Linked DNA regions of Homo sapiens: region 2 is linked to region 1. Evidence: chromatin loops called from intact Hi-C (ENCODE). Cell type or tissue: Panc1. All regions are shown on one strand.

Region 1 (2,500 bases):
ATAAAATTTCTTACCACTCCACAAATACCAAAGCAGTGGAGAGATGCAGCCCCTCCAAGATGATATGACTACACTTCTTGAGCAGGCCATAACAGAAAACAGAACACTTGCCAAAGGTAAAGTAGTGACCTAAAGAGGTGCCCAGGAAGAAGACATTACTGCTTAGTATTTAGCAGCCATATAAGATAGATCAAGGCTTCCACGAGGCAGCTTTGTAGACTTTACAGAAGTGAACACTAGCACAGGCATAGGCATATGTGATAGCCTCCTCTGGCAGCTAACTCTCCCTGTAAACTGGAGAGAATCCACTAATTACAACAATAAGAAACATTTCTTTCCCCAGTTCTTATTCCCCACTGTTCTGCATCTACATTGACCTTGGCATTTCACCACCTCTCCTTAATTGTTTCTGCCACTGCAAAACATGCGTGTGCTAGCTACTTGTGATTAAAAATGTGGATGTTTGAAATGCATGCAGCAGACATTTACTGTATGAAGTAATACCAGTCTGCAATTTAAATAAACTAGATTGTAAACTGTGTAGTGTGATTTGAGAGGTAATAAAAATCCCTGCCCCCAACAAACATACACACACATACACACACACACACACACACACACCCTCCTGCACAGGAGTATATGTGTCCATATCCCATTGTAAATGCACGTGGACACACACACGCATACTCTATCCCAGTGGCTCCTTACATTGCTTGCAGTTTAATCACCGTGGATATAGATTGTTTTAGGTTAATCAGCCTTCTCATTTTAAATGCAAATATAACTAAGATTGGTAAACAGTAACACTACAGGCCCTTTTTTCCTGACTGGAATGATAACAGCAGAACTTCCCAGTGGGTTACAGGTGTGATGTGAGATATGGATGGTAGGAAAATTCTTATAATTATAAAACCTTCAAACTATTTTTAAGAATCATGTAAAAATTAACAATTGTTGAAGTTAAGCTTGAGCACTCTTTTTCTCACTTCCTGTGTAAACATGTTGAAATCAGAAGTTACTCCAGCAGGTAAGAGTTTATATCTACAGTTTACCACTAGAGGGCGCTTTGTCATGATTATCCCAGTAGCCCTTTCCCTAGATGTGCCGTATTATATTTCAATATGTGCCATGAAATAAAAAGATTACAAGTAAGATTCATATGGCATTTATTTTTTAATGTAGCATCTACTATCACCTTATGTCATGAAACAGGGAATATTTTCAAATACAACAAAGAAAATCTCAGAATAAAAAACTCCTTTATATTGAGTATATTTAACACTAGGGAAAAACACAGTACATTGTCTTTATTTCTCTTTTTGCCAGGGACCCAACAAACTTCATTATAATCCAGCACTAGATTGAAAAACACTGAAAACAGCTAATTTGATAACGGCAATTGGAGATTAATATCAATCTAAAAGATGTTGGGGGAACCTATGTGATATCTGTAGAACTTCCATATTACTTTCCAAATTGTATTTTGTGCAATCCAATATTAAAATTTATTTGTATTTCTTACGCATCAACTGAGAATCGTAAGACGGGCCAAGGAGCACTTAGAGTTTTGTTTTCTGGAGAAACAACTTAACAAAAATACCAGTTAAGCATTATGCTACGTGCCCAACATCCATGAATGAATAAGATTATTCTCTGTATTCGAGAGCTCAGAGGGAAAATAAACATCCAATAAAATAAAGATTAAGGAGATAAGTGCTGCAATAGATGTGTGTACCAGATTTAGAGACAGTGCAGAGAAAGTTGTGGCATTGTTATTATTTTGCAGGGAGGTGGGGGAAGCATGAGGAGCTCTTGCCATTTTTCTGAAGCATGGAGGGATCTGAAAGTGACTGATCTCTGAAGAGGACTTCGTTTTCCCAATAGTCACTTACTTTCTTTGCTTATAGAAGTCCTTCTAGAAGAGTTCAGAGCCCTAATGCAAAGAGTGTTTCCAAACTTGGATTCCAAAGTTACTATCATTCCTTTTTTACTTTAATTATGCTTGAGGTATAGTCTTCCTTCCCCTCTTATCATTGAACTTCTTCAGTGGGCCTTTACTGTTAAAACTGATGCATGCAAGGAATTTTCCTTGATTTGATGATTTGATGCAGATTTGGATATATCCTTAACATTTTATATAACAAGGCTAGAACCAGAGCCTTCTTGCAAATAGGGGTTAACTAATAACTTAGTAAATTAAGCGGACATGCTTAGACTATCTGCTGCCATGACAATGGAGAGACCAGGTTGAAAACCTGTAACCTGGACACTGCAGTAGAGGTAAGATCTTTTCTAGATCATTGGTTCACTTCCTCTATGCATCAGCTGTGAAAATGTGGCCTCAGATACTATCTCCTGGCATGCACTTTTCATTATAATTATGCATGGTCCATGCCTCAGTCCCAGTTGGAAACACACCTGTGATTTGCTTTTAAAAATAAGATGAATTCAAAGATTAAATGAAATCAGTCATTGTAATAGGAAACACTGCATAGAAAAA
Region 2 (2,500 bases), 140 kb after region 1:
ATTACAGGTGTGAGCCACCATGCCTGGCCTCACAAACTTAATTATAGAATGTTTAAATTCTGTAATTTGGAGGAGGAGGAGGAGCAAGATGGCTGAATAGAGCCCTCCAGCAATCATCCCCCTGCAGGAACAGCAATTTGAACAACTGTTCATATAAAAATCCACCTTCATAAGAACATAAAATCAGATGAGTGATCTTAGTACCTGGTTTTAACCTACTGATAAGGAAAGAGGCATTGAAGAAGGTAGGAAGGACAGTCTTACATTGCCTACACCACACCTCCCCGAACCCCAGCAGCACAATGTATGGAGATAATCTGTGTGTTTGAAGGAGAAAGAGCAAAGTGAGTGTGAAACTTTGCATTTGAACTCAATGCCACTCTGTCACGGTGGAACACAACACCAAGTAGAATTCTGCCAGTGTCCATGAAGGAAGCATTTAGACTAGCCCTGAGTCAGAGAGAAATTCTCTGTCTCAGTGGGAGAAAGTTTAGTCCTGGCCAGCTTCACCACCAGCCAACTAAAGTGACCTGGTGATATGGTTTGGCTCTGTAGTGTAGAGAACCAAGGATAAACCTAGTCCTTGAAGGATTCACCACCTGCTGACTAAAGTGGCTGTGGGCCTTGAGTAAACATCAGTGGCCGCCAGGCAGTAGTGGCCATGGGCCTTGGGCAAGCACCAAAACTGTGCTGGTCTGGGAGACAATGGGCTTCAGGTACAACCCAGAGCAGTGCCTGCTGGGGTGGCCATAGGAGTGTCCATGTCACCCTTCCAACAGTTCCAGAAGGCCCAGTGCAGAAAGAGAGACTTTTGCTTAAGGAAAAGAGAGGGAAGAGAGTAAGAGACTTTGTCTAGGAACCCAGGGAATTCTCCTTTATCTTCCCCAAGTCCACCAAGATTGTGTATCTAGGAGTCTGCAAAAGCTTCAGTGTTCTTGGGCTTAGGGCACTCCCTAGTGTTGAAATGACTGCAGTAACCATAGGCTTAAGTAGCAATACTCAATACCCTTTGAAATCATGAAAAACCCTCTCAAGAAAGACTGGCATGAACAAGACAAGACTGTGAATACTGGAATAAACACCTAACTTTTCAATGCCCAGACATCAACAAACATCCACAAGCATCAGAAACATCCAAGAAAACATGATCTCATCAGAAAGACTAAATAAGCCACCAGTGATCAACCTTGGGGTGACAGAGATATGTGACCTCAGCCAGGGAATTCAAAATAGCTGTCTTGAGGAAGCATGATGAACTTCAAGATAATACAGAGAAGGAATACAGAATTTTCAATCAGAGAAATTTAACAAAAATTGAAATAATTTAAAATTTAAACCGAAATTCTGAAGCTAAAAAATTTAATTGACAAACTGAAAAATGCATCAGAATATCTCAACAGCAGAACTGATCAAGCAGAAGAAAGTATTAGTGAGCTCAAAGGCAGGTTATATGAAAATATACCACCAGAGAAGAAAAAAAAATGAAGTATGCCAACAATATCTAGAAAATAACCTTAAAAGGGCACATGTAAGAGTTATTAGCCTTAAAGAGGATATAGAGAAAGAGATTGGGATAGAAAATTTATTCCAAGAAATAACAAAGAATTTGCAAACTTATGAGAAAAAATATGAATATCCAGGTACAAGAAGATCAAAGAACACAAAACATATTCAAACCAAATAAAACTACCTCAAGGAGTAAACTAATTAAGTTTTCAAAAGTAAGGATAAAGACAGGATCCCAAAAGCAGCAAGAGGAAAGAAGCAAGTAACATGTAAATGAGCTCCGATATATCTGGCAGCAGACTTCTCAGTGGAAACCTTATGGATCAAGAGGGAATGGATTGACATATTCAAAGCGCTAAAGGAAAACAAGTTTTAAACTAGAATACTGTATCCAGTGAAGTTATCTTTCGAACAGGAATGAAAAATAGACTTTTCTACATAAACAAAAATAGAAGAATTTAATCATCACCAGACCTGTCTTATGAGAAATGCTAAAGGAAGTTCTTCAATCTGAAAGAAAAGGATGCTAATGTGTAATAATAAATCATAAAACTCACTGATAAAATTAAGTACCCAGGTAAATACAGAATACTGTAATACTGTAATTATAGTGGATAAACCACTCATATCTTTAGTATGAATACCAAAAGGCAAATTATCAAAAATAATAACTACAACAATTTGCTAAGAGATAGACAATATAAAAAGACGTAAACAGAGACAATAAAATGTCAAAAAGTGGAGGAGATAAAGTGTAGAGTTCTTCAATTTTCTCTTTGCTTGCTTGTTTTTTCTTTTCTTTTTTGTGAACAAAGTTGTCATTAGTTAAATATAATTGGTTATAAGATGTTATTTGCAAGCCTCATAGCAACCACAAAGAGAACACCTATTTGATACACAAAACATAAAAAGCAAGAAATTAAAACATACTACCAGAGAAAATCACTTATACACAAAGGAAGACAGGAAGAAAGGAACAGAGGACTAATAAAAC

The links. Peaks named below come from ENCODE experiments on the same cell type or tissue, not always from the same donor. Only the 100,000 strongest peaks of a DNase experiment are listed, where the experiment ranks them.
Region 2: a loop joins it to region 1, with 7 times the contacts of the local background. A loop is called at or near these places in 19 of 110 quality-filtered maps.

The regions. Positions count from the first base shown.
Region 1 is chr7:93,226,986-93,229,485 of GRCh38, reverse strand. It overlaps a transcript of HEPACAM2 not described here. Among named protein-coding and RNA genes, the nearest start is that of HEPACAM2, 1.8 kb to the right of the region's middle. In Panc1, CTCF peaks have their summits at 842 and 1,044 (motif pointing right); a DNase peak (open chromatin) is centred at 1,055.
Region 2 is chr7:93,091,379-93,093,878 of GRCh38, reverse strand. No RefSeq gene overlaps it. Among named protein-coding and RNA genes, the nearest start is that of SAMD9, 25 kb to the left of the region's middle. RefSeq lists an enhancer at 920-969. In Panc1, a CTCF peak has its summit at 950; a DNase peak (open chromatin) is centred at 908.